Linked DNA regions of Homo sapiens: all the other regions are linked to region 6. Evidence: chromatin contacts called from ENCODE Hi-C or POLR2A ChIA-PET data. All regions are on one chromosome and are shown on one strand. The core of a region is the stretch at or near the end of the contact, and the rest is flanking DNA. Distances in the headings are between cores, read along the strand shown. Region 1 holds the start of SAPCD2 (suppressor APC domain containing 2). Region 2 holds the start of DPP7 (dipeptidyl peptidase 7). Region 3 holds the start of TUBB4B (tubulin beta 4B class IVb). Region 4 holds the start of RNF208 (ring finger protein 208). Region 5 holds the start of CAMSAP1 (calmodulin regulated spectrin associated protein 1). Region 6 holds the start of NOTCH1 (notch receptor 1).

Region 1 (4,585 bases), core at 1,343-3,842, 520 kb after region 6:
AGGTGCACCTCCCCAGGCTACAGAAGTGGGTACAGGTGTGGAGGAAGGCATCCTCCTTCGGCCTCCAGCTGTAGCCCCAGCACCAGGCACATCCTTAGAGGCCATGCCCCTGGCACCTGGCCACAGGAGTCAGGGAGTGATGCAAGAATTGGGCCCAGGTAGGCACGGCAGAGAGCCTGGCTCCAGGCAGGCCCGAATTCGCACTCCAGCCTGCGGTGCTGAGCGGCTGGCAGCTCTGGGGCAAGACAGTGGAAGAGCACACAGCCCTTCAGGAGGTGGGAGCAGAGAGGGTACAGACAGAGGGAGGCCATAGAGGAAGTCCCAGGACACCTGGGCCCGGTCTGTACAGTTGAGTCCATAGAGCAGCTCCTGGGTCCCCAGATAGCAGCGTGCTGGGTGATGAGCTAGATGGCCTCTAGGTGGGGGTGGTGGCTCTGCCCCTCCAGGGCCCTGAGCCAGCAGGCCACACCTCCAGGGCCACAGCCAGCCTGGAGCAAACACGCAGTCCCAGGTGGGAACAAGGAAAGAGGCCCTGAACATCTGGGCTGGGGGCTTGGAAGGCTGTGTGTGTTGGCAGGCTTTCTGGGAGTTGGGGTGACCTCAGAGCTCCAGATTTGACACCCCAAAAGCCAGCTGTGTCAATCAAATATGTCACGCCATTTGTCTGGCCCTCCGTTTGCCTGTGAGAGGGTGACAGCTACAGCCCTAGCCATGTGGCCTTCAGGGAGATGTGGTACGTGAGCCAGTGCCGCATGGGGCATCAGAGCAGAGCAGGGGTGGACCACAGGCTTAGGCCTCCAAACCCCAGGCCCGGCCACAGCGTGCAATCCCATGGCTGATTTCAAACTGCATGGCCACATGGATGACGCTGACCCTGCATTTGGAGCCAGATACCCTCTGAAGGTTCCCTCACCATAGAACTAGGGGTCCCCCAGCCTGGTGTGGCTGCTGGATCAGATCACCAGGGAGGCCAGGGCCGCCGTGGCTCCAAACACCAGCTGTAGGGCTGGAGAATATGGCTGAGGTGGGGGAGCAGTACAGGGAGGGTGGCAGAGCAGCAGGCAGCACAGGGACCGGCAGGAGCCACCGGTGGGCAGGCCTCCCCTGGCAGAACGGGTGCACAGGCCGAATGGGCTGTGGGGCCTGGGGCCCCTCTGGGAGCTTGGCCCCCCAACCCCAGCCATAATACAGGTCCTGTTCCCAAGGCAGGCACTGGGTTGGGGGAGACAGGGGACCATTCAGCAATCTCCCATCACTGCCAACTGGACCGGAAGGCAGGAGAGGAGTGTGCCAGCCATCCCCAGGGACTACGGCCTATGTCCCTCCATGGCATCTGCCATAGTACAGCCCCACTGGGGTGCAGGAGATCCACCCACGCCCCTGCCCATCTTGGCAACAGGGCCAGGTCCTCTTGGGCCACCAGCAGCAGCCCCCGCCTGCCTAGGCCTCAGTGGGGTCAGTGGGCCCAGCCCCCCTGGCTAAGCTGTCACACTGAGAAGGGGGACCCTTTCTTTGAGAAGGAAGCACTTCTGCCTGAGCAGCCACAGACAGGAGGCTGAGGGCCCAGGTGTCCCCAGGTGCGGAAAGGGTATTGGAGATGGAGAGCCCAAGCTCAGGCTTGGTACAGGTTGGGCTCCCGGTGGGTTTTCTGAGTCACCTGCCACCCCCCGGCCCTGGTGGCCTTATGCTGTGGCAGGAGAGGGTCTGGCTTGCCTCCCTAAGCAAGCCCCTGGGCTCACCGCGACAAGCATGAAGCCCTTTCCCTCCAGACCCGCCGAGGCGCCCTCCAGGATCCGGAGTCCACGAAGAGCCGCTCCCCGGTCCCGTCCCTTGTGGGAAATGCACGGGCAGCAGCTGTGGGACTGCGGTTTCTGGCCCGGGCCCGGGAGAGCTACGAGGGTGCCCGGGGGCCGTCCGGAACTCACCTGCGTCCGCGCTGGAGCTCGGTTCCAGCGCCGCGCTCTGGGACCGCTCGGGCTCCGCGGGGCAGGGCGCCGCCTCAGCCGGGGCGCACAGCTGCTCCGGGCTGCGGGCGGCGGCGCTGGGACCGGCCAGAGGGGCGCGCACGCCCAGGGGCAGGGGCTTCCTCTCCAGGACCGTCCGCGGCTCGTCGGCCGGAGCGAACACCAGGCGCTGCGGCGGCGGCGGCGGCTGATCCCCGGGCCGGGCCGGGGCGCGCGTGGGGTCCCGGGGGCCGCCGTCGGCGCTCAGCAGGGAGGTGCGCAGGCCGGCCACGAAGCGCTCGAAGGTCAGGTAGCCGCTGGCCGGGGCCACCTGGCGCAAGCCCTCCAGCACCCCGCGGGGCAGCTCCCGCGCGTCGGTGCCCTGCCAGCGGGACTCGATCTCGCGCAGGTGCACGCAGCCGCGCCGCCGGTCGTCCAGGATGTCGAACAGGGTGCGCAGGCTCTGCAGGAAGGCGCGCGGCAGCCCCTCCGTGCTGGGCGCGGGTGCGGGGGGAGGCACGCGGCCCCGCTCGGCCATGGCGGCCCCGGCCATGGGCGCCCGGGATCGGTCCCCTCGTCCACCCGCGTGCGTCCCAGCGCGGCCCCACGGAGGGGCCGGCCCGGCGAGCTCAGCCCACGGCGACAATAGCGACTACTTTTGAATGGGGCCCTCCTCGCGGCGTCAGCCCTCATTAACATGCGCCGCGGCCATTGGCCGAGCCCGTCCCATCTGCTCTCTGATAGGCTGAGAGGAGGTTTGATTTTTTTTTTTTTTTTCTTGCCGAGTGGCCCTGGGAGGCGCGCGGAGGCCCTGGGCAGGCGGAACCGGATCCCCCAGCTCCTGCTCCACTCTGGCCTCGCAGACCTTCCTTTCTGCCCCGCCCCAGCCCCACCAAACCTCCTGCCGCGGCCAGGCGCTTTCTCGGATCCAGCTGTGGCTGGCTGCCCCGGCCACCTCTCCAAGGGGCGGGGCCTGGCACCCTACAAAAAAACCTGTCTCCAGGTAGCCTCGTGGGGTAAGAATGGGGGGGGGCACCCCCTCCAAAGATCCCACTTTTCCCCTCTAGTTCCCTGGCCGCAAGCACAGGTGACCCTGCGGCCCCCTTCTCTTCCACCAGGAGGGCCCCAAGAGGATCGTAGGCTCCAGCCAGCTGGGCGCTTCCCACTCACAGAGGCCTTTCTGTCCCCACTGCTGCTGGCTCCTCCTCTGGTCCCTCGGGACAGTCTGGCCTGGCCTGCCTGCTGCAGAACAAAGCCACTTTCTCCTGTGTCCCCAGATCCCCATCTAGTGACCAGCTCCCTCTGCCTCTTGCTCTCCTCTCCTCCTTCCCCTGGCTGGACACCTCCTCCAGCTGCTCTCCTGGCTCCCGCAGCCCTGTCCCCCTGCCTCTGCTGTGTTTCCAGCTGGGATCTGGTCACTCTGTCTTCATTTGGTCTGTCCACATGGGAGGTGAGACCAGGCCTTAGCCTGGGTTCTAGCCCTGGGAGCCCATCTCAGGGCTGGCCAGTAGTACCCTCTAGGTTCCAGGGAGGTGTTCAGGGTGCAAACACCCTCCCCAGACAGGCCCCCAATCCGAGACTTGCCTTGGCCCTCTGCGGGTCTCCCACCCTCCCTCCTGGGCAGGCCTCAGCTGGCATACCTACCTGGGTCTCTGTCCTCAGGCCTGAGCCACTGGTGCCTGTGTCTCAAGCTGTAGAGGCATCTTCCCAGGCCAGGGAGTATCCTGGGTCCACTTCTCTTCTGGGTCACTCACTCTAAGTGGGACTCCTTCATCGTAGGGAATGCTGGAAGGACATAAGAAGCTCTGAGCCTGGAGCAGCCCATCAGAGCTTGGTCCTGTAAGCCAGCTTCCCCTTTAATGGCTGGTCTGCTCAAAAACCCAGCACGAGGCCGAGGCGGGAGGATCACTTGAGCTGGGGAGTTCAAGACCAGCCTGGGCAACATAAGGCAACCCTATTTCTACAAAAAGTTTAAAAAATTAGCCAGGCGTGGTGGTGCATGCCTGTGGTCCCAGGTATTTGGGAGGCTGAGGTGGGAGGATCCCTTGAACCCAAGAGGTTGAGGCTGCAGTGAGCTGTGATTGAGCCACTGCTCTCCATCCTGGGTGACAGAGCGAGATCTTGTCTCAAAAACAAAACAAAACAAAACAAACCAGCACAACACGCAAGCCCCCGCCCCCCCATCCCCACACCTACCCTGCTTCCAGCACACCCCTCACCGCCAGTGCCAGGCCTGGGGTCCCTGCACTCCCTCACTTCCAGGCCCCTGTGCCTGGTGGCTCTTCTACCAGGAAGGCCCTTCCCCTCTGCTCCAGGCTGACCGCACTACATCCTTCAGAACTCTGCTCTGGCCCCAGTCCCCTTCCCCCTGAAGCCTAGTTAGATAAAACACAGGGGACAGCTTTCTCCTGGCCCAGGGGGCCCTGGCTATTTGCAAGCAGGACAGGGCTCCTTCTAGGCCTGGCATTGGCCTGGCCCACAGTGGGTGCTCTGTGAATGGCACTGGGGAGCCGTATCCAGTGAAATCATATGGGAAACACCATCCTTGAGTGGGCACCAAGCCAGGCTGAGGCCTAAGGGATGGGGAAGGGCTGGGAACAGCTCAGTGGTATGGCAGGGGAGGCCAGTGTGGATGTGGAGTC
Region 2 (4,458 bases), core at 1,812-4,311, 570 kb after region 6:
GCCCAGGCCAGGACTCACCCCGCCCCCTGCCCAGGGGTCCAGGTTCCCGTTGGAGAAGATGATGTTGCTGGCGGCTCTGAGATCTGCAAGGGGCAGAGAAAGTTGTGATGTGGGCCCCTCACGGGGGCTGTGAGCCATGGGCAGGGGGTGCAGAGCTCGGGGCAGAAAGCAGGACGCTGGCCCACCCCCCCTCAGCCTTACCACCCCCCCAGAAGCTGGTCAGCAGCCAGTCGGGCCGGGGCCACACGCCCCAGGTGTCCAGGCAGTACCGCTGGCGGAGCTCGTCAGTGAAGGGCAGGTCCGGGAACATATCGGTCACATTGTTGCTGGCGAAGGTCAGGTTGATCTCGGTGCAGGCCTGCAGGTGCCCCAGCCTGAGTCAGGCCAGCCCACGCCCACCCTTGCCCCCGAGTGGTTCCAGGCCACCCACACCCCCACACCTGGTAGTCCCAGGCCCTGGCGTCGGGGCCGGTGCCGCAGCCAGTGGGGTCAGCACAGCTGTGGTAGAGCCGGTAGATGTCGTAGCAGTGCTCGGAGCCCGAGGCGTTGTAGACCAGCCCTGGGGAGGAGAGGCGCTGGGGCCCAGCGGCCACACACAGACACACCGCGGGCTCCGGCCACCAACCTGTCCCCCCTCGGAATGGTCCTGCAGGGGATCTGGGGCTCTGGGATCTGTAGGTCCCAGTGAGGAAGGCCCTCCAGGCTACCTGCTTGGAGGTCGGCGGTGTCTGTGCTGCCAGCCCCGGGCCTGACTGTTGAGGGCCCCCCCGCTCTCCACGGGGCAGGGTGGGGCCTGCTGCCCTCTGTTGCCCTCCATGCTGGGGACCCCAGGGGCCCCTTGGGCAGCACCCACCAAGCTGGGCCTGGCTACAGCCAGTGCTGAGAGGGTCCCCAGGGACGGCCCCTGCCTCCCCCAGGGTTTCTGGGAAGGTCGTGCTGTCCACCCCACCACAGCCCTGGGGCAGGAGGCAAAGCCCCTGGCCGGGCTGCGGATCCTCGCCCCACCCGGCCCCAGGACCCAAGCCAAGCCTGGGGTCTCCACACTTGCCCATCTGGGGCCGGGGGAAGGGCACCTGCCAGTGCTCGCAGCCCCGTGATCCTCTGGGCCTCACTCAGCAGCCGATCACAGCCCACCTGGAGTGCAGGGGCAGCGGCGACTCAGCGGGGTCCCCTCCACCAGCTCCGCCTCCCTGGCTCCCAGGATGAGGGTCAGGCCGCTGACCACCAGCCTCGGGACACTCCAGCCGGCCTCTCCCTGCGCCCTGGGAGGCGGCGCCTCACCTTGACGGGGTTGGCAGGGAGGGGACCCAGGAAGTCAGTGGGGTAGGGGTAGTCCATCATGGCCAGCACGGTGAAGGCATTCCGGGCGAACATGAAGAGCTGGGTCAGGTCCTTCTCGTCTGACAGCGGCTGGCAGGTGCCGAACTCCCAGCGGACCGTGTCGTAGGCTGCGTGGAAGGGGCAGAGACTTGAAGTTTGGGCATAGCTGGCGCTGGGGCGGGTCAGGCAGTGGGAGGCGGTGGGAGGACCTCACCTCCCTGTAGGAACAAGTCCTTGATCTGTCGGAACGCTTCCCGCACACCCTGGGTGCATTTGGGACTCTGGCCCTCAAAGTCCTGGGGGAAAGAGACCGTGCTGACTGCAGCTGCTGTCCCTTAGGGGGCCTGGAGGACCCCAAGCCTCACTCACCGCCGTGACGTCCCGGAAGAACTGGTTGGAGTCGCCGAGGCCTGCCACAGCTAGAACGGGCGCGCTGGCCGCCAGCGCCCCCGCCACCAGGTGGGGATACTTCATCCTCAGGTAGGCACTGAGCATCCCCCCATAACTGGGTGAGGGACACAGGGTTAGGGCTGCTGCCCCCAACACCCCATTTCCTCTTTTCCTCCTCAGGGGCCCACAGGTGCCACAAGGAGGACGACACTTCTGAGACCCACAAATTCCAACCCTGGGCCAGGTGCGGGTGCAGCTCTCACTGGGAAAGGCCGCTAGTGTGGCCGCACATCCAAGCTGAGCAGGTGGCTGGGAGGACAGGTGGGAGGGCTTCCTGGGGGAGGCAACACTAAGCCTGGAACCACTGCCTGAGGCCTTACGAAAAGGCAGCGGTGGGAGTCAGAGGGGAGTGGGGAGAAGGGCTGGGGGCGCTGGGTCGGGGCAGGGGAGGGAGGGGGTGCGGAGGCCGGGGGAGGCGCCCACCTTCCACCGAAGGCGATGGCGGGGGCATCCTGGGCCCCGAGGTCGCGTCGTAGCGCGCGGAGCAGCTCTGCGAAGTCGGCCAGGGCCTGCTCCACCGTCAGCAGCTCCGTGTGCCCGCGCTGCGTGGACTGCGCACCGAACGGCAGCGACTTCCCGTAGTAGCGCTGGGGGAACGTGCCATTGAGCCCGGCCCCGCGACCCCGCCCGGCACCCGCGTGCCCCGCGACCCCCGCCCGCGACCCCGCCCGGCACCCGCGTGCCCCGCGACCCCCGCCCGCGACCCCGCCCGGCACCCGCGTGCCCCGCGACCCCCGCCCGCGACCCCGCCCGGCACCCACGTGCCCCGCGACCCCGCCCGCGACCCCGCCCGGCACCCACGTGCTCCGCGAAGACCAGTAGAGCCCCCCGCTCGGCCGCCAGCTCCGCGACGAAGGCCGAGTTGTTGGCGAAGGCCCACACGTCGCCCTCGTTCCCAGTGTAGAAGAAGATGGGCCCCTCGCCCCGGACCCAGAACCTGTCTGTGGGGAGGGCGGATGAGGCGAGGGTGCCGGGGGGCGGCGGGACGGCGGGGGCGGCCGGGCCGGGGCCGGGGTCTCACCCGACACCAGGAAGCGCTGAGGGAAGGTCTTGTTGCCGAAGCGCTCGAAGTTGAAGTGGTCCAGACGCTGCTGGAAGAAGCGCTCCTGGAAGCCGGGGTCCGGGGCCCTGCGGGCTGTGGGGGGACGCGAACCTCAGAGGCGGGGCCGGGACCGGGGAATGGGCCGGGGGGCGCCGCCACTCACCCCCCGCCTGGAGGCCGCGCAGCCCGAGCGCCAGCAGCAGGACCGGGGCCCAGGGAGCGGAGCCCATGTCGCCTTCCGCGGGCGCCCGTCACGTGGGCGGGGTCACGGGGCCGCCAGGGCGCGCTCCTCCCTCCAGGCCCCACGTGTTTCGGGCGCCCGCGGTCCCCACGGAGACCGTCGCTGCTTCAGCGCCGCGCCGGGGCTGTGCCCCCCAACACCCCGCGCCCCGCGGCCGCTGCCCAGGGGTCCTTCCCGGGCACGGCGCGGGGAAGCAGAGGGCCCCCGGGCCATCTCCGCGGCCTCCCGCCCCACTGGCTCGTCCTCCTACCGCGGCCCCATCCGGAGCTGCGCTAGGGCGAGTCCCTGCTGCGCCCGCCAAGCCTCCCCAGCACTTGCTCCTGGCAGGTGCCCCACTCCAAGGCAGGGCCGGGAGAGTGGGGGCCGTTCTGCTGCCCTAAGGGCGGGAGGGAGAGGGTCCCAAACAGAGTGCTGGCCCCCCGAAGAAAGCAACCCAGGGTTTGTCCAAGCGATAACGGGCTGGGCTTGGCGGGGCGGGGCCTCGCAGCGGGCAGGAGTGTGGGGTGCCCCTGGAGCGTCTGGGCAGGGCCGGGATGTGGCCGGGTAGCTCCCAAGAGCTGGGAATCGCCACCTGCCCTTCCGACTGGCACCCAGTGTGCCCACACAGCCCTGCAGGGACAAGGGGGGACCAGAGGCCTCTGCTGGGAGCTGGGGCCTCCTCCCTGGGGAGCACCCAGAGGATGGAAGAAGTCACCTTTCCCCAGCGTCCAGTTCAGGGAGTGGGTGAGGGGGCCGTAGTGGTGGGTGCCAGACTAGCTACGTGGAGTCCTGCTGGGGATGTACATGGGCCGCTAGCCAGGCCCAGAACAGGTGCAGGGGCAGCAGGGGCTCAGCTACAGAGAGTTACCCTGTCCTTCTCCCAAGACTACCCTCGGCCAGCATGACCCTGCCCTGCCCATCCTGTGTGGGGCTGAGCGGAGAAGACCGGCCACTTCCACAGCCCCTCACGCCATGGCCCTCCCGTGCCTCACACAGAGGCACCCCCCATGGTGGGTGACTGGTGGCTGGGGCCCTCAGCATGGTGGCAGTGACCATCACGTCACACTGCAACACGAGGTCATCCAGGGCCACACACCGTCCCCACCACGGCCCTCACATCTGGGCCCTGTCCCATCCCTACGCAGTTCCTGGGGCTGCCTGCCGGGGCCCCCGCAGGACGGGGGTGAGGACAAACAGCAGACCTCCTTGGATGTGGAGGTACCCCACGGCGTCCCCCACCCCACACCTCTGCTCCTTTGGCTCCCTCGGGTGCCTTAGGTGGCCAGAACTCCACCAGCAACCCTCACCCAGGACCGCAGCTCTGGAGACGCCAGCTAGGCCGAGAGCTGGCCAGCTCCCCAAGCACACCAGAGCCTGGAGACGCTCCAGGCTTGGCTGGGCCCACAGAGGGGCCAGAGCCTCAGGG
Region 3 (4,505 bases), core at 1,934-4,433, 700 kb after region 6:
AGGCTGGGCGTCTGGTCCTTTAAGGCAGCCAATACTGTCTGCCTGCTGTCCCTGCCTGGCGGTAACACACCCTCCCACTGGGACCATGGCCACCAGTAAACAGAGCCTTCGTTGTGGATCCTCCGACAGCTGCAGGAGGAGGAGGGCAGGTGCCCAGCACTCCCACAGCCACGCCTGCCCCGCTTCCCTGCCCTTCTGGCCCTCCTTGGACCACATCCTGCCTGGCCACAGACCCCAGGCCCAGGAGTTGGTCCTCCTGCCCCACACTATCCCGCCTCTCCATCCTGCAGCAGGGCACCTTGGCTCAGGGTGGGACCTACAGAGCCTTCCCCAACCAGTTTTGTGCAACAGGGGTGGCTGCTGTCCTTGTTGGGCTCAGGCCCAGGCTTCAGGGTGTCTACTGCTGTCTTGTCCCCAGCCAGTGTCCACCTCACCAGGGCAATGCAAGGGCAAAGTAGGCAAGCTGGTGCCATGGCGAGCTCTGGGGCTCTCACCTGGGCAGGTGACACCTGTGAAACGGGTGGCACACTGACCTCCCAGCCCTGTGGGCACTGGTCACAGGAAGCAGGGGCCTTTACTGGAGAGGGGTTGGGAGACTCTGACAAGGTGCAGGAATGCCACACACCTCAAAGAGCAGCCTCAGTTGGGCTCTGCACAGTTCACTGAGGAAAAAAACAGAGCTTCTCCTTCTCCCCTTTGTGACAACTCAATGTTATGAGACTCCAACATGTCCCTGACTACTGCCTGGACAGCTGAGCTACTCTGCAGGACCCCAGGATGCCCTGGGCACTAGGAGAAACCTGGGATGGCTGGCAGCAACCTGTGCACCCCTCAGGCCGCTGCAGGACCCCAGTCCCTCTGAGGGTCAAGGCCTGTGTCACAGTGGTCACTGGAAGCCAGGCCCGCCTTCCTGGGCTGATCTGTGGGGGAGGCCACCCTCCTGGACAGGATGGCAAACTGGCAACAGACCCCCGAGGAGTGAGCACAGCTGCAGGCCCTCGCCCCAGAAGGACAATGCTGATCCCCGCGCATGCTCCGGTGCTGCGTGTCCCGAGTTCTGGTATCGCGCATTATGTGGTGAAGACAGAGGTGCAGTCCCTCCAGGAAGAGAGAAATAAATAAGCAGATGTTGTTTCCAACAGCCTCCAATTGGGAGACAGATGCCCAGTGGCCAGAGCACAGGAGACTGTCAGGGCCGACCTGATGGTGTAATTTATTTAAAATGCTACAAAAATACAGCCAGGTGCAGTGGCTCATGCCTGTAATCCCAGCACTTTGGGAGGCCGAGGCGAATGAATCACAAGGTCAGTTCCAGACCAGCCTGGCCAAGATGGTGAAACCCCATCTCTATTAAAAATACAGAAATTAGCCGGGCGTGGTGGCGGGCGCCTGTAATCCCAGCTACTCGGGAGGCTGAGGCAGGAGAATCGCTTGAACCCGGGAGATGGAGGTTGCAGTGAGCCGAGATCATGCCACTGCACTCCAGCCTGAGCGACGGAGCCAGACTCTGTCTCAAAAAAAAAAAAAAAAAAAAATAGCCAGGCGTGGTGGTGCACACCTGTAGTTCCAGCTACTTGGGAAGGTGAGGCAGGCGAATTGCTTGAACCGGGGAGGCAGAGGTTGCAGCGAGCTGAGATTGCGCCACTGCACTCCAGCCTAGGCGACAAGAGCAAAACTCCATCTCAAAAAAAAAAGAAAAAAGCTACAAAAATGTAGAAGGCACGGCGGCTCATTCCCGTAAATCCGAGCACTTGGGGAGGCCGAGGCGGGCGGATCACTTGAGGTCAGGAGTTTCAGACCAGCTTGGCCAACATGGTGAAATCCCATTTCTACCAAAAATACAAAAATTAGCGGCGTGGTGGTGGGTGCCTGCAGTCCCACCTACTGGGGAGGCTGAGGCAGAAGAATCGCTTGAACCTGGGGGGGGGCGGGGAGCCAAGATCGCGCCACTGCACTCCAGCCCGGGAGACAGAGCGAGACTCTGTCTCAGAATAATAAATTAAGTAAAATAAAAATGCTGCAAAAATACAGCCCGTTTGTTTTTAAACAGGCGCAACCACATGTAATTCATTTTAAGTTTCTTTTCCCACCCAAGTAAAAATCAAGTCATAAATTAGGAAAAGCATTAACAGAAGTATGTTTCAGCCCCAGCGCGCTGACCTGTGGTTGGAATACCGGCCCTGGAGCCCGGAGGTCGGGGCCCACCCGCCGAGGGAGGTCTGGGCGCTGTCCTGGTCTCCACGGAGCTCGCGCACTCACGGGGCCGAGGCACCAAGGCGACCGGCGCAGAGCCAGCGCCGTCTCCACAACAGGGCAGGGCGCGCAGCTGCGGGGGAGGCCTCGCCCCTCCGCTCCCCTCCCCTGCCCTCCGCCCCGGCCCTCGGGGCGCGGCGTCCCCCACGTGCTCCCCTCACGCGACCGCGAGGGCAGTGGGCGTGCGGCACCCGGGAGCAGGAAACTCCGTGGCCTCTGCGGCTCTGTGGAGAGCTCCCCTCCACCGCCGCAGCCCCCGAGCCCGTGTATCTTCCTGCCTTTAAGGCATCGCAGCCTCCTCGGCCTGGAGGCCCCGGGCTCGCTCCGTGCGGACCCCGCTCCAGAACCCGCCCAGCGCGCAGATGCCGTGTCCCGGCGCAAGGCCAGAGAGGGCGCAACTCTGGACGTGGGGCCGCCACCGAGCCTGCCCTTCCCGGCTCCCGAAAGGCCCCGGGCTCAGAGCCAAGACTGCGCTTGCCCGAGGCCCGTCGGGCCCGCCCTCCCTCGGCGCCCCCAGCGCAGCTGCCCGCCGCCCGACCGGAAGCCCGCACTCGCGCCTGCGCCCCACCCCGTCCGCGCGCCGGCCGCGGCACTGCGGCGGTTACCAGGACGCTGAAGCAGCGCAGCCAATAGCGCCAGCCTGGCGGCGTGCTCCCGGCAGCCAGCCAATGAGACGGCAAATCAATCATTTGAAACACCCAATGGACGGAGCACTGCGGCGCCAGGAGGGGGATTGTGATAGGGAGATAGGAGGCTGCGGCTGACCAATAAAGACCAAACTGGCTTAAAAAGGCGGACCTTAGGCAGCTTGATTGACGGGGGCAAGGCCAATCAAACGAGGGAGCTTGCCAGCCTCGTTCTGGCAGCCCATTCCGAGACTAGCGGAGGCGGGCAGGGAGGGTATATAAGCGTTGGCGGAGCGTCGGTTGTAGCACTCTGCGCGCCCGCTCTTCTGCTGCTGTTTGTCTACTTCCTCCTGCTTCCCCGCCGCCGCCGCCGCCATCATGAGGGAAATCGTGCACTTGCAGGCCGGGCAGTGCGGCAACCAAATCGGCGCCAAGGTAAGTTGCCGGGGCGCTGGGGCCAGGCGGGCCTGCCGGGCGGTGTGGGCGGGCGGCCGGGGAAGATGGCGGCAGCAGCGGCCGGGCGGCGCCCCCGCATTGCGGCCGCCGGGCCCCCTCCGCGGGGAATTGGCCGAGCCGGGCGACCGAAGCCCCCAGGAACCCGGCGGCCAGGGCGCGCGGGGCGGGGGAGGGGCGGGGAGGGCCGGGCTGCCGCGCCCGTCCGGGGCGGGGCTGCCTCCCTGCGCACCGGCCGCGGTGACTCAGCCCCGGCCCGCCCGGGCCCGCCCGCGTCCCTTGTAGTTTTGGGAGGTGATCAGCGATGAGCACGGCATCGACCCCACGGGCACCTACCACGGGGACAGCGACCTGCAGCTGGAACGCATCAACGTGTACTACAATGAGGCCACCGGTGAGGCCCCGGCCCCTTCCCCGACCGCCCTCCGGGGACCCCGCGGCCCCTGCCTTGGCTGACGCCCTCCCGTCCCCGCAGGCGGCAAGTACGTGCCCCGCGCCGTGCTCGTGGATCTGGAGCCCGGCACCATGGACTCCGTGCGCTCGGGGCCCTTCGGGCAGATCTTCCGGCCGGACAACTTCGTTTTCGGTGAGCCGTGGCTGGGGACTGGGCGGCGGCTCAAAGGTCAAGGGGCTGCTCCAAGGGCACCGCCGTGGGAACTGCGCAGCCGGGGCCCCTGGACGCCCTCCTCTTCTCTGAGCCACTCAATCCCCTCTACTAAATCGGCTTTGGGAGCAAGGTCCAGCTGTCTGCCGAGGCGAGGAGCCGCCACACACGTAATCTCCCTGCAGGGAGCTGAGCTGGGGCAGTGGCTGTTCCTCTGTCCTTGGGAATTGGCAGTGGCCCCCCCGGGGAGGGGTTTGTTAAGCTGTCAGGTTTGGCCCCTGACTTAATTCGTAGCAGGGCAGGCTGCCGTCTTTTGGCTTTGAAGGGTCCGTTTGCTCTACCTCCAGGGTGAATTCTGTGGTCAGCTCACACCATGTCACTCGGCTTTTTTCGCATGGCGGTGACCAGTAGTGCTGTCTACCTGGCTGACAAATGATTAGCTGTGTTCTCTCACAGGTCAGAGTGGTGCTGGGAACAACTGGGCCAAGGGGCACTACACAGAAGGCGCGGAGCTGGTGGACTCGGTGCTGGATGTTGTGAGAAAGGAGGCTGAGAGCTGTGACTGCCTG
Region 4 (4,339 bases), core at 1,071-3,570, 680 kb after region 6:
TCCCCCACACAGGCACCCCCACACCATTGAAAATGTCCTCTCTGCCCAGCTGGGGTGTCTCTGCACACCCACCAGGTAGTCCTGCCAGGCGCACACAAGCAGCCCACTCTGTACGTGTGGGGGTTTGCACCGACACAGCCCACCCGGCCCTCCTGAGCTGCATGCACAGCCCAGCCTGGCCCCCAGTGCGCAGGGCAGGCCCAACCCGAGCAGCGCTGGGCCTCTCTCTGGCAGCTCCAAGCTGGGCCCTCTCTGGGTTGCAGCCCTGGGTGCCCACCCTAGGCCCAGGCCTGAGCACAGCCCACAGGAGCAAGCTTCAGTCCAGGAACAGGTGCAAACTTTGGCAAAGAGTTTTAATGGCAAAGTTGGCTGCAGCGACAATGCCACTCGGGGTGGGGCCGGAAGCCATGGTGGGGAAGGAAGGGTCAGCGGGCGGCAGGGCAGGGCCGGGTCCCTGAAGAAGCAGCGAGCGAGGCTCAGCGGGCAGTGGCGGGCAGGCAGGCGCTACTACATGATGGAGCAGGCGGACAGTGGGTTCCGCACGTGGCAGGTGCACGCGGCCCCACAGTACTGCCGGAAGGTCTGGTAGCAGCTGCCCTCGGGCTCAGCCCCCCACTGACCCCCGGATGGGGCCGTCAGCGCCTCAGGCGGCAGGCGGCTCAGGATGGACGTGTTGACAGCCAGCGCGGCCAGGCCGTAGTCGGTGAAGAGCACAGTCTCACGGCGGCAGGTGGGGCAGGAGATGAACTTGTACTTGGGGCAGGACTCGTAGAGAATCTGCAGGCACTGCTCACACACAGAGTGCAGGCAGGACAGCACGCGGGGCCTCCGCTGGGTGACATTGTAGGAGTGCCCACAGGTGGGGCACTCCAGGGGCTCGCCTGCCGCCGCCGAAGAAGCCGCCGAGGCCGAGGGGCCAGGCCGAATCACGTACTGATTCACAATGACCTCATCCTCTGGGGCCACGCGGGGAAAGCCCAGCTCCGAGCTTCCCTTACGGGGCCGCCGTGGCAGTGGCGGGGTATGGGGTGCCCCTTCCAAGGCAGGCATGTCCCCCCCACAGGCCTGGTTGACAATGATCTCTGTGTCTGAGGGCCAGGCACGCTTGGGTGCCAGAGTTGGGGTGGGCCGGGGAGCAGGCGGGAAGCAGGGGGCAGCCGGTAGCTCAGGGAACTTTTCAGGGTGGACAATCTTCATGGCCTCCATCTTGAGGATGACATGGGGACCCTTCAGGCAGGACATGAGGAGGCCCGGCCAGCCACTGCCCGCCTCGGGCCCGGGGTCAGAGGGCATCCGGCTGTCTCCAGTCAGACTGGATGTTCGGGTGGGTGGGGGCGTTGTGTGGGGCTGGGGGGCAGGTGACAGGGCAGCATCCTGGTCCCGCCAGGCCTGGGGGGGGCCCCGGACGGCCCGTGGACTCCTAGGGACAGCCGGCGAGAGTTGGGGGTGCAGGGCCCCCCCCAGTGGCCACAGTGGCTTCTCTGGTCCAGTCCTGGGAGGAGGAGGAAGGGGTGGGGGAGGGGGAGGCAGGCGGGGGCAGGGAGGGGTGGGAGGCTGCCCTGGGCTGGGGGTCTGGCCCAGGGTCTCACCCAGGGTCTCTGGCTGCTGAGGCTGGCGAGGGGGCGCGGGGGGGGCTCCCCCTGCAGCCGAGGTCAGCAGGCCGCGGGCCGGGACATCGGGGCAGGCAGGGGCTGGGTGGGCCCCATGGCTCCAGGACAGGGCGCCCAGGGAAGGCAGCTAGCCGAAGCGCTGGCTGCAGGAGGACCGGGGCGGCAGGCTCCGCGGCAGGAGCAGAGGCGAGGCCTGGGCCAGGCCTGAGCTGCAGGTGAGAGACGGCATGAGGGCAGTGCCCCGGCCACCCCCACCCTAGCCCTCGCCCTGCACAAAGGACCGGGCGCCCGACCTCTGACCCTGACCTCAGCCGTGGGATCCCGACCTCCGCGGGCCTCAGAACCCAACCCCCTCCCCGGTCCCCGCCTCCAAGGCCAGACGCACCTTCCCGAGGGCCGACCCCCGTCGCGTGGGGAGGGGCGCTGAGTCCGCCCCCGGCCCCCGCCCCCTGCGCTCACCTGCCCCAGCCTGGCGTCCCGGCCGCGCGCCGCCGCCGCAGAGGTTGTCTCAAAGGCAGGCCCGGACGCGGCGCCCGCGCCTCGGCCCGGCAGCTCGGGGGGCTCCGGCGGCTCCGGCGGCGGCCGCAGCGACCTCAGGCGATGGCGGGGCCCGGGCGGCACCGAGGGGCGCGGGCGCGGGCGTGGGGCGCGGGGCGCGGGTTTCGGCACGGCGGCGACGGCGGCAGGTGCGTGCGGAGCGTGGCGCGCTCTGCGGCGGAGGCGCGGGGACCGCAGTGCGCGCGGCGCCCGCCCGCGCCCGCAGCGCCACCCCCCGTCTGGGGACCCGCGCGGGGTCCGCGGGGCGGGGCCAGCCTCCCGGCCGCCCCTCGGTCCGCTCCCGGCGTCGCTCTCGCCCGCGGACTGCGTGGGGGGCAGGACCCCCGCGTCGCCCCCAGTTCTCTCCAGGCTGATCCTGGGTCCTGGTCAAGCCCCCGCCCCCCCAGATTCAGGAGGAGAATCCGGCTGTTCTCCTCCCTCACAGTAGGAGGCCTCAGGACTCTGGAGTGAGAGGGAGGGGACCTGCGCGGAGGATCCCAGGGGAGCTGGTTCCAGGGCCCACCGGTGCCTTCCCCCGTCCCCGGCCCCCCGCCCCATGGGAAGGCCCCGAGTCCTCCAGCTCCGCCTGTGCCCGGTGCCGTAGCTCAGATAGATCGCTGTGACTCTAAGGGGCAAGAGCGGGGCGGGCGGAGCGGATCAGAAGGCCGAGGCCGGTGGACGGACGGGTCCGGTGGGAGTGCGCGAAGGACAGGCTGGCAGCCCAGTGCGGGGTGGAGGCGGCCCTGAGGACCGCACCTGCCCGGACAGGGTGGCCCCTGGCACTCCAGCGCGCAGGCCCGGGCCTCTCCGCTTCCTCACCCGGGGCTTCCCTGCCCTCCTGGGTCCGCCTTCTGCCTGTGGAGCCCTCGGGCTTGCTGGTCACCGTGAGGCAGGGGACCAGGGCTTCGAGGGCCTCCGCTGCCACGCTGTGACCAGCTCTGGCCCCGCACCTGGCCCTGGACATCCTGGCCTCCTTCAGCTCCTCTCTCCGCTGGACTGGCCAGACCGCACCTGCTCTAGGCAGAGCCCCAGGGCCTGCAGAGTGCTGAGCCCAGAGGGGACGGTGCCGCTGGTGCGGGAGCTCGCGTGGGCAAAACAGGCTGGAGGAGCAGCCCTGCGCATAGGGTCTGGCTTGGCCCCTCTGTGGGGCCTCGGGCGAGTGTCACTCAGAAGAGCAATAGGGAGAGGTGTGCGGGTGACAGGGGCGCTGCTGGAGGGGTCCTTACGGGGCCCTGGCAAGATGGTGGGGCAACTGAGGCAGCCTGGGCCTGGGGAGGGCCGGGAGCCCAGCTCCGCCGCAGACTCTGCTCACCGACCCGGCGTGCGCCCGAGGAAGCACCAGGCCGCAGGCCCCGCCCCCTCAGCGAGACCCCACCCCGTAGGGGATGAGATCCCGCCCCCGCCACGAGGCCCCGCCCCCCAGGCCAGGCCTTTTCAGACCCGCCATTCAGAGCTGGAGAACCCCAAGCCGAGTATTGGTCACATCCGAACCGGGTCTTTCGGGAAACCCCGGAGCGCGTGGGCTTCTGGGCAATAATATTTCCACGGCCGGTTCCTGCCTTGTTTGCGCATGCGCCATAGGCGCCACTCAAGTGGCAGGCAGGGAGGTGGGCGGGACTTCCGGCGCCTGCGCAGTGGACTTCCGTCGCCGGCCTCTCAAGTTTTGGGTCCCCAGGAGCACCCAGTTCTCCCCAAATCGGGGCCGGGTTGCCTGAACTCATGTCCCGACCGGTCTGACTGGCCCTACACAGGCCACGTCTGACTGGAACCCGCCCTTCCTGGTGCTCCCCTGGGCCCCAAGGGCCCCACTGCCGTGGGTCGTCCCCGCGGCACTCGCCAGTGCCCGCTGCACCCCTGCCTGCGCCGGTGCAGATGGAGCCTGGGTTCGGCTGGAGGCGGGGGGCCCAAGGTGGGGACGCTGGGGGGGCGCGTGTGGCCCCCACGCCCGCCAGCCAGAGGGTAACTGCAGTTTGAGAAATGAGCTAAAAATGTCAGTAGTGTCTAAAGCCCGTGTCACTGATTGTAAGATAAGACCTGTGACAAAACGTGCAAATCAAACATTTTTTATCAGTGAAAAAAGCAGAAAAGCCACTGGGCACGCTGGCTCACGCCTGGAATCCAGCACTTTGGGAGGTGGAGGCAGGCGGATCACTTCAGTCCAGGAGTTTGAGATGAGCCTAGGCAACATAGTG
Region 5 (4,383 bases), core at 1,263-3,762, 640 kb before region 6:
CACCAGTAAGGGGCACTCCAGTCTCAGCTCCTAAGATGGTGTCCAGTCTTCTCCAGCTCCTGTTCATGTTTCTTTTCTTTAAATGCCCACCTTTTAATAATTCCAGAACTCAAAAGCCCATGTTAGTATCAGATTGTGAATTCATCATCCGATGAGTCAACAAGGATTAAAGAGTGACCTGGTACCGGAAGTGAAACTAGACGAACCCAATACTAACACAGAGACACGCGTACTTATTTCTGGATGGCTGACAAATCCCATGCTGAATGCCAAAGCTAAATGCAATGAAATAAAAAATGCATGCACCTTGCTAAAGAAATTGGAAAGCAGATCGTGAAAGTTCTTTTTATAGCAATTTGTCTAACATCCGCTGCCTGAGCCCTCAGCCCTCTCCACATATAAAATCTTAAAAAACATGCAGGAGTAAAACTTTGTGCTCGGATCCCAGGAGCCATGCCCAAGAATGCACTGGGCTCCACAGCACCTACGGGAGCCCAGCCAGCGCCCACGAGCAGCTGCGGTGAACAGTCCTCAGTGAGACACTCCACAGCAGCGGAAATGTGGAAAAGTGAAGATGAAGTCAAGAAGAACCTAAGAACGTAACGTGGGATAAGGGAATAACAAAAGCCAGTCTCAGAAAGAGACATCATTGGCAAAGGTGTAAAAACTAGTTCGTGGTGTAAGCACATGCGGCAAAATACAAAGAAAAGCAAAACAGTGACTAACACAAGGTGTGAGGCAGGTGAGCCCACGCAGCCGGCAGTGACTGCAAGATACCCAGGCGTCCGCTCTCGGGCTGTTCTTTGCACCTGACTCAAGTTTCATACCTACATCTTACCAATTCCGTTCTCAAAAACTCATGTGAAGTCTTGGATGTAGCAGTGTTTCTTCCTCATTACAACACAGAAACTAAGGTTCCACTGAGCCAGTAAACAAGAACTGTAAAACTGAAAACTGTCAAAGGAAAAACTCTTTCCCAATTACTACTTACACAGTACAAAAACCAGTTTGAAATAAGGCGAGTTATTTAATCCCTAAAACTTACAAAACGCGTTTGTCCTTATGACTAACTCGAGTCTAGCTGGGGCACAGGCCACTGTCAAACAGGGCAACGCCTACTCAGCGTTTTCCAAACTGGTCAACTGAACTCTTCTCTGGAAGGGCTGTCTCCTTTAGTCTTACTCTAAAAAGGGTAATTTTTCACCAGAATAAAGGCAAATATTTTAAGAATGCTTCAAATGAAAAGAGGATTGCAGAAATATTAACCTTTAATTGTACCTGAAACAAAGCACCTGAAATTAATAAAGAAGTCAGCCACTGACGAGAATCACTAGGTCTGTCCTGTTCCCAGGGCACGAAACAGAAGCGTCTTAATCCACTAAGCACATTAGGGCCTAACAAACTGGACTGAGTAACAAGGTTACCTAGTTCTTCCAAACAGGAATTAACCAAAGGGGATCATTATGATTAAGCACAATGCGCGGAATACGCAATTTCTAGTTGGGGAATTCAACAGCTGACAGCTTGTAAGCATCAAAATTCATAACAAGTGCAAGGCTCGGAATCACAGGTCCAGCACTGGACGATGCCCGGCGCGCCGGGAAGCGGCGCCTCAGACGGCGGCCCCGCGTCCCCATGGTCCCTCCCTGCGCCCAGAACCGGGCAGCTCCTTCCCGCCGCCGCCGCCGCCAACGGGAGGCTGGGGGCACTCCCGAAATAGGAGCGGAAGCCCCGACCCACGCCGCCCTCCGCCGCAGGGACGCCCACTCGCCAGGTGACCGCGTCCCCACGCTCCGCGTTGCCCGGGCGCCGCCAGGACCTCGGAGGCGGCCGGCCCAGCCCCGACCCTGTGCGGACGCGGCACAAAGGCGCGGCGCGCGGACCCCGACCCGGCCGGACCCCGGCCGCGTCCCCCGGCCCCGGCCCGCGCCCCTGGCCCCCGCCCCGCGCCCCTCACCCGGCCCACCTCGGCCGTAGGCCTTGGCGCAGATCCACTGCAGGTTGGCGGCGATCTTGGCGCGCGCCGCGTCGTAGCGGTCCAGGGGCACGAGGTCGGCGGCGCCGTCCGGCGGGGCCTCCATCTTCCTCCAGCCCTCGGCGGCGGCGCGGCCGCTCGCGTCCACCATCTGCAGACAAAGGGCTGAGGCGGCGGCCCGGCCGCAACAAAGGCGCCGCCGCCCCTCGCCGCGCCGGGCCCGGTGCGCCCCGAGCCACCACTCGGCCCCGCAGCCGGCCAGCCGGGAGGGGCGCCCGAGCGCGGCCCCCGCCTCACCTCACAGCCGCCGCCGTCGCCGCCCCCGCGGCTGCTGCATGCTGCGGGCGCTGAGCCCGAGCGGAGGAGGTGCCGAGCCCGCGGCCCAAAGAGGCGGCGGCAGGAGGGCGCGGGCCGGGGGCGGGGGCGGGCGCGGGGGCGGGAGCGGGCCGGGGGCGGTGGCAGCGCGTGCGCGGTCCCGGGTGAGCGGCGGCGGCGGCGACAGCGGCTGAGGCGGTGGCCAAGGAGCGGGAGCGCGCTCACCGCCGGGGCCTCGCACAGGCGCAGTAGGCACCGCCCGCCACCCCGCCCTCGACCCCGCCCCCAGCTCCGCTCCCTTCTCGCGCCTGCCCCGCCCCTTTCCGCAGGCGCAGTAGGCACCGCCCGCCAGCCCGCGCCCGCCCCGCCCCTTTCCGCAGGCGCAGTAGGTGGCACCCGCAGGCCTGTGCCTGCCCCGCCCCTTTCCGCAGGCGCAGTGAGCGTCGACCCGCCCCTCCCCGCCCGCTTCCGCAGGCGCAGTAGGACCCGCCCTGGTCCGCGCCTGCCCCGTTGCTTTCCTCAGGCTCTAAGGCCCGCGGTGTGGAGCGCGGCGTAGGCAGCGGGGAGTGGGCGGCGCGGGGTGGGTGGAGTGGGTCGGCGGCGGGGATCCTGCCGAGCCCGCAGCTGCCCTCTTTTAGCGCCGTGTCTCCTCCCCGGCCCTGGCTCGTCCCACCTCAGCCACAGCCCGGCCCCCTGGCCGGCCGAGGTCTCGCCGCCGGCGCCCTGGGGACCTCGTGGGTGTGGCCGGCGGCGACCTCGGCAGGCGACAGCCCAGCAGACGGGCACCAGGTGGACGTGCCAGTCTCCAGACCCCCGTCCCGGTGCAGGGAAGGTGGGCGTTTGGACCCCTGAGGCAGAAACAGGTGCGGCCCCGCCGGCGCATCCCCCGGAAGGGACGCTGACTTCGTTCCCCTGGAGCCTGCGTCGGGGCCCGCGCTGGGCTGAGAATTACGGGAACGCCGTGAGAGTTTGCATTCCGAGGATTTGGTCTGAGAACCTCACCAGCGAAATAGAGAACTGCCCCCGGGAGAGCCGGCCCACGTGCCGCCCACCGGCGCCTTGACGGCAGGGAGAGGTCGAGCTTCCAGGGAGCGGGCGCCCGGCGCGGGGCTCCCAGCCTGTCTGTACCTGGTCGAGACACCCCGTGCCAGAGGCGGAACATGTATGAAATGCCAGGTGCCCAGAGGACCCAGGCAGTCCGTCATTCACATACCAACCCACGTGCAGGCTTCAATTCAACCTTGAAGCCATTTGGGCCTGGGCTTTTTTGATGACTTATTTGATTCATAGTTTTTTGGTTACTAATTGAGTCTCTTCACTTGTTATAGGTCTGTTGAGATTGTCTATTTTTTCTTGAGTCAGCCGTCTGAAAAGAACACGAGGTGGACAGGGCAGAGCGGTCAAGGAAAGCCATAGGAGGAGGGCACTTATTTGAGCAAAGACCGGCGGGACGTGGGCGTCGAGGGTAAGGATATCTGCAGAAGTACTGTCTTGAGCAAGGAGCACGGCAGACAGAGCCTCTGAGACACGAGAGCCTGGAGTGTAAGAAACACAGTAGAGGCCACTAAGTCGAGAACGCAGGAGCTGGAAGGACTGGTAGGAAATGGGAGGTGGGGACATGGAGGGATGCAGACAGGTCCTGCACAGTCAGAACTGTGGCCCCTTCTCTGCAGGAAATGGGCAGCCTTCGGAAGACTGAGCACACGGAAGGATATGACTAACCCTTTAAAAGGGTCATTCTGACTCCTGGGTGAAGAACAGACTAGGAAGGGCTGAGGAGGAGGCAGGAGGCCATCTACTGTTATATGGGATGTGGAGTGTGACCCGGAAAGGTCAAGTGTGACTCTAAGGGCTTTTTGTGTACTGATCTTTTATCCTGCAACCTTGCTAAACCCATTTATTAGTTCTTCTTGTCTTTTAGTGGCATTTATTAGTTGTTCTAGTGTTTTAGTGGATTCCTTGGGATTTTATACAAAAGCGTGTCATTTGTGAATAGAGATCAGTTTATCTCTTCCTTTCTAATCTGGATGCCTTTTATTTCTTCTCCTTGCCTAGCTGCCCTATCTAGAAGCTCCAGTACAATATTGACTAGA
Region 6 (4,212 bases), core at 130-2,629:
GCGGCCCATTGTGGAGTCGGGGCCGCCTCCAGGGGCACCGGGACAGCACCCTGGGGACGCGGCCCCGCCTCCGCCGACACCCAATACCTGCCTCCGCGGGCGCGCATCTCCAGGGCAGCCCCCATACACCCACAGGAGGGGGATGAAGGTCCCCCATTCGGAAGGAATTCGACCCCATCTCGAGAAGGGATCAATTACTCAAGCCCCTCCCTCCCCATCTTACCGGGGCTGAGAAACGGGGGAGGGGGGTGTGACACAGAGCCGCACTTTCTGGAAGAGGACAGATAATTCTCGCCTCCAACTCTCGGAGAAAGAGTGGATTAATCACTCGATTCCCCAGAGACCCCGCTCGCTGTGCGGCGGGGAGAAATGTAAGAGCCCCCCACCCGCGTCCCGCTCTCCGCCCCCAAGCTTTCCAAACTTCAACTCCGCAAAGCAAAAGGAAAGTTCAGTCCCCCCGGGCGCGGCGGCTTCTTACGCAACCCCTCCCCCAAACTGAGAGCCGGGCTGGGGGGCACCGGCGGGCGGGGCGACCGGGAGCCCGGGGACCCAGCCCGGCCGCGCGGGTCAGTGAAGGCGAACGCGGCGCCGCAGAGCCCACACTCCGCGCCCCAACATCCGCCCCGGCGTGGGCCAGAGGCGAAGAAGAAAGAAGATAAATGGCCCGGAGAAGCAACAGGAAACCAAAACCGACTCTATTCAAATCGAAAAATAGTAGGCAGCCCGCCCGCCCGGCCGACCGGCGGCAAGCCCCACGCGCGGCGGGTGAAGGGCGGGCCCGGAGTAGGGCCTCCGGGGCCCCAGCACCCCACACCGGCCTCCTAACTCGGCTCCAGGCACGGGCGGCGCGAGTCCGCCTCCACGGGGGGATCGAGGGGGAAGGTCGGTCCTCCCTGATCCCGGGACTCCAGAACCCCACGCCCCGGGCCGCCCGCTTTTCCCTCTCCATGCTGGCCTCCCCGCCGCCCGCTCCCAGCCGTGGGGCGCGCGCGCCGGGCGCCGCCAAAGTTTCCAAAGGGCGCGGAAAGTGGGGGCTCGCGGGTGGGTGGGCGCCTACCTCGTGCGGCGAGCGCGGGCAGCAGCGCCAGGCAGAGCAGGGGCGCCAGGAGCGGCGGCATGCCTCCCCACCGGCTGCCCTCTGCGCCCGGGCGGCGGCCTCCTGCGCTGGCCGGCGGGGCTGGGACGCACACGCGCGGCGTACGGTCCCGGGGCGGCGGCGGACGGTCCCGCCCTCTCTTCCCCGGCTGGCTGGCGGCGCTGTGCTCTCGCAGGCCCCCGGGCCCGGCTCCGCGCCCGGCTCGTTCCTTCGCTGCGCTCGCGCCCGCGCCCGCGCCCCGCGCCCCGCGCCCTTGCGCTCCCTCCCGCGGCCGAGGCACTAGTGAGGCTCAGAGTCGAGGTGCGCTCCGCCCCCGCCGGCCCCGCCCCGCCCGGCCCCACCCCCGCCGGTCCCCCCGCCCCCTCCGCGGCCACCTCCTCCCGCACGCCCCGTCCGCCTTTGCGCCTCCCCGAGCTGAGCCGCGCGTCCCGAGCCCAGCCTCTCCGGGGAGGAGGGACCCGGCGGCGCGGCGTGGGTCGGGAGCGGGCGCCTGGGACTACTTCTCGTTTGAAAGTTTTCAGAGGCCAAAAGTTTGAGCCGGGGCTGCGGAAGGATCCGGCTCTGGCGGTTGCCGCGCTCGGCGACAACTGGCGACTGAAATTTGCATGTGAATAAGCGGAGGAGCCCGGGGCGGAATGGGGAGGGCGAGGCCGCGGACAGCCGTGTGCACCGTGCGCTGGGCCGGGCGGGGAGCAGCTGAGGCCACGTTGGGGGACCCCGGGCCCGGGGCAGGGCTCTGGGAGAGTGGCCTAGCCGTGTGTGCGCCCCTAGCCCAGCGGCTTCACTCCCTCCCGAGGGCCCCGTGGCCGCGGCTTTAGGCGTCCAGAGGATCGATCGCCGCCAGACATCCCTGGCCGTGATTGCCCGAGCACTTGACCGCGAGGGATGGGGGCGCCGCGGCCTCTGGGCAGGGGACTCCGGGCGCCCCGAGGGAGCAGCCGGGACCAGTGCCTCGCGGACGGATTGTGCCCCGCTCCCCCAAGGGGGACCCGCGTCGACACGCTCCTCGGTCACCGTCCTCCTCCTGCCCGGGCGCCGCCTGCCTAAGGTGGCCCCAGAAAGCACAAACGGGTCGGGCGGATCTGCCGCTGGCGCCGGCGCAGCCCTTCCCACGTGCTCCTTCCGGCTGATTTATTTCTCCACCACGATGCCAGGCACGGGCACCCTGTGCCAAGCCTGGTTAAGCGCCAGGAGTCCAAAATGCCTGCCATAGTCCCTGCGCAAAGTTCACGGCCTCGTGCCAGGGACAGACAGCGCCCCCTCCCCACCCCAACACAGGGTGGTGAGTGCGATGGCAGAAGGCGCGTGTCCCGGCGCCCCTCCTGGAGTAGGAGGGCTAAGCCTGCCCTGCGGGGAGACCGAAAGGCTGGGAGGGACCTAGGACTGTGGGGGCCTGGGGGGAGGGCTGCAGAAACCCCAGAGCATGGTGGCAGAGGCAGGCACAGAAAGCAGGACAAATCTCACACCTGACCCCAGCAAGCCTTTCCTGGCACACCTCTTGCCAAATGCTGAGCACTCTGGAAACAGCCAGTGCAGGCGGCCTGTCCCGCCCCTGTAGCTGCTGCTGGGAGCCTCCCTCGCCTGCGTCCTCCCAGAATCTGGCCTCACTTCTGCAGGCCTGGGGTAACATCTTGGGGTCAGCGCCCCAGGAGAGGAGGCGCCTGGAGGCAGCAGAGATGTTTATGTAACAGCAGCCAGGCAGCCTGGAGGAGCAGATTTTCCATAGAAGGAAGCGCGGGGCTGTGCAGCTCCCAGGCTGAGGACTCTGCCCACCACGACGTCCTCTGCTCCTGGTGGGTGGGGGTGGGGTGGGGCATAGGGAGGCCCGAAGGCCTCAGGCCTGGTGCTGATCGGGTGCGGGTGCGACTGCCTGTGTGCCTCCATTGGCATCTCTGCCTGTGGGCCCCAGGCCAGAAGTAATGGCCCATGTAGCCCAGGCCCGGGGGCCAGTCCTCAGCATTTTGCGGAGGGGCGGCCTGGGAGGGGAGGAGGGGATCCCTGGATAGGGGGTCTCCCCTGGTCTGCCCCAGCTGTGCCGACAGCACCTCCACCTTGGGCCTCCATCCTCTACCAGCAGAGAAGAGAGTGGCCCATTCGGTGTCCACCCGTCAGGCCACCCAGCAGCCAGGCACGCTCATAAGCCCGCGTTACGGATGGTGCGGCCGGGTGCACAGGCCCGAGGGAAGCACAGGCCTCGGCCTCCCAGCTCCCAACCCCTGCACCACCCACAGCCGGGAGTACCCCATGGACAGCTGTGGCCGAGGAGAAGCCAGGGATGAGGGGGATGGGCCTCACCTCCCCACCAGCCTGGGAAGGGGGTAGGCCCCTGGCAAGTAGGTGAGAAGCTTTTTCATTCACAAGTTGTCCGGGCTCCCCATTCCTCTTTGTCAGGCCAGCGGGTGTGGGCAGTCGGGGGAGGCTGGGGTCCTGACACAACAGGAGTACATCTGCTGGCCTAGGGCCTGGAGACCTTCTCCTACAGGTCGGGAGGCAGCCCTGGGCAGCGGGCATTGCGGGGACTAAAGAGAAACAAGAGCAGGTTGTGTGCAGGGCACCCCAGCCACTCCAGAAACCCAATGGGAGGGTGGGGGCTAGGACCCCAAGAAGCTGAATTGGGGTGCAGTGCCGCCAGGCCTCCCCTGTAGGAGTCACTTTGGGCTTCCTGTCCCAACTTGTGGTGGGAGCTGGGGCAAGGTTCCAGGGGTACCCCGAATGAATGGGGCTGTTCCCAAGCTGGCCAGGGAGCCTGGAAGCAGATGAGATGGGGCCGCAGAGCCTGGTTTGCGGAGGGGAGAGGCAGACGTGTCCTGCAGCCCTCTCTTCTTCAGAGGCCCCCTGCGGGTGCTGAGGGGAGAGTGGCTTAGGCGTTGCACCCCAGGAGACTGAACTGGGTCAGTTCCCCCTTGTTTGCTGCCAGAGAAATGGGGGTACCATTGTCAGGGTGAGCTAAGGAGGCCCTGCTGACATTGGCCCAACCAGGCCCCTCCTTTGCGGCTGCTGTGGGGACTTTCGAGAGCAGAGCACACCCCTAAGTGCGTGGAGAGGTAAGCACAGCTGGTGAGCACACGGGGACAGCGACGGAGCTCATGGAGACCCAGGTGACCTTAAAACACCCC

The links. A loop is a pair of places that touch in the nucleus more often than their neighbours do. ChIA-PET counts read pairs that join two places held with the same protein, here RNA polymerase II (POLR2A). Pooled maps may share reads with other maps.
Region 1: a map with no recorded cell type shows a loop between it and region 6 (8-fold over the local background). The contact joins the promoter of SAPCD2 here to the promoter of NOTCH1 in region 6. A Hi-C loop is called at or near these places in 1 of 168 maps with a recorded cell type or tissue (CD8-positive, alpha-beta T cell), 7 of 37 single-sample maps with no recorded cell type and 9 of 50 pooled maps. POLR2A ChIA-PET finds 5 or more read pairs at or near these places in 3 of 52 experiments (activated B cell, activated CD4-positive, alpha-beta T cell and activated CD8-positive, alpha-beta memory T cell).
Region 2: a loop to region 6 is called in a pooled map, with 4 times the contacts of the local background. The contact joins the promoter of DPP7 here to the promoter of NOTCH1 in region 6. A Hi-C loop is called at or near these places in 4 of 50 pooled maps. POLR2A ChIA-PET finds 5 or more read pairs at or near these places in 2 of 52 experiments (activated B cell and activated T-cell).
Region 3: a pooled map shows a loop between it and region 6 (12-fold over the local background). The contact joins the promoter of TUBB4B here to the promoter of NOTCH1 in region 6. A Hi-C loop is called at or near these places in 2 of 37 single-sample maps with no recorded cell type and 9 of 50 pooled maps. POLR2A ChIA-PET finds 5 or more read pairs at or near these places in 1 of 52 experiments (T-cell).
Region 4: a map of naive thymus-derived CD4-positive, alpha-beta T cell shows a loop between it and region 6 (7-fold over the local background). The contact joins the promoter of RNF208 here to the promoter of NOTCH1 in region 6. A Hi-C loop is called at or near these places in 1 of 168 maps with a recorded cell type or tissue (naive thymus-derived CD4-positive, alpha-beta T cell), 2 of 37 single-sample maps with no recorded cell type and 8 of 50 pooled maps. POLR2A ChIA-PET finds 5 or more read pairs at or near these places in 2 of 52 experiments (AG04449 and naive thymus-derived CD4-positive, alpha-beta T cell).
Region 5: a map of naive thymus-derived CD4-positive, alpha-beta T cell shows a loop between it and region 6 (13-fold over the local background). The contact joins the promoter of CAMSAP1 here to the promoter of NOTCH1 in region 6. A Hi-C loop is called at or near these places in 1 of 168 maps with a recorded cell type or tissue (naive thymus-derived CD4-positive, alpha-beta T cell), 4 of 37 single-sample maps with no recorded cell type and 11 of 50 pooled maps.

What each region holds. Positions count from the first base shown.
Region 1 is chr9:137,067,965-137,072,549 of GRCh38, forward strand. SAPCD2 (suppressor APC domain containing 2) reads right to left here and starts at 2,593. Exons shown (of 6, transcript NM_178448.4): 1 at 1,926-2,593. The coding sequence starts at 2,496. RefSeq lists enhancers at 1-792, 145-194, 2,755-3,734 and silencers at 495-544, 1,921-1,970, 2,021-2,070, 2,241-2,650.
Region 2 is chr9:137,111,672-137,116,129 of GRCh38, forward strand. It overlaps DPP7 (dipeptidyl peptidase 7), which reads right to left and starts at 3,062. Exons shown (of 13, transcript NM_013379.3): 1 at 2,976-3,062; 2 at 2,792-2,905; 3 at 2,572-2,711; 4 at 2,194-2,357; 5 at 1,690-1,825; 6 at 1,535-1,616; 7 at 1,282-1,448; 8 at 1,074-1,134; 9 at 441-559; 10 at 202-358; 11 at 19-83. The coding sequence starts at 3,042. LOC124902314 (a long non-coding RNA gene) reads left to right here and starts at 3,128. Exons shown (of 2, transcript XR_007061874.1): 1 at 3,128-4,458. RefSeq lists silencers at 2,758-2,907, 2,938-3,287.
Region 3 is chr9:137,238,104-137,242,608 of GRCh38, forward strand. TUBB4B (tubulin beta 4B class IVb) reads left to right here and starts at 3,184. Exons shown (of 4, transcript NM_006088.6): 1 at 3,184-3,314; 2 at 3,618-3,726; 3 at 3,808-3,918; 4 at 4,393-4,505. The coding sequence starts at 3,258. RefSeq lists silencers at 2,209-3,028, 3,359-3,588.
Region 4 is chr9:137,219,920-137,224,258 of GRCh38, forward strand. RNF208 (ring finger protein 208) reads right to left here and starts at 2,321. Exons shown (of 2, transcript NM_031297.7): 1 at 2,070-2,321; 2 at 340-1,819. The coding sequence starts at 1,293. The coding sequence ends at 508. RefSeq lists silencers at 1,874-1,923, 2,864-2,913, 3,224-3,573.
Region 5 is chr9:135,905,034-135,909,416 of GRCh38, forward strand. CAMSAP1 (calmodulin regulated spectrin associated protein 1) reads right to left here and starts at 2,513. Exons shown (of 17, transcript NM_015447.4): 1 at 1,967-2,513. The coding sequence starts at 2,126. It overlaps CAMSAP1-DT (CAMSAP1 divergent transcript), which reads left to right and starts at 2,800. Exons shown (of 2, transcript XR_007061860.1): 1 at 2,800-3,886. RefSeq lists an enhancer at 1-1,005 and silencers at 1,652-1,701, 2,102-2,171, 2,252-2,361, 2,402-3,081.
Region 6 is chr9:136,544,669-136,548,880 of GRCh38, forward strand. It overlaps NOTCH1 (notch receptor 1), which reads right to left and starts at 1,380. Exons shown (of 34, transcript NM_017617.5): 1 at 1,058-1,380. The coding sequence starts at 1,118. MIR4674 (microRNA 4674) reads right to left here and starts at 1,591; the gene lies at 1,505-1,591. NALT1 (NOTCH1 associated lncRNA in T cell acute lymphoblastic leukemia 1) reads left to right here and starts at 3,174. Exons shown (of 3, transcript NR_121577.1): 1 at 3,174-3,433. RefSeq lists enhancers at 215-264, 2,237-3,148 and silencers at 495-544, 765-1,024, 1,045-1,604, 1,945-2,044.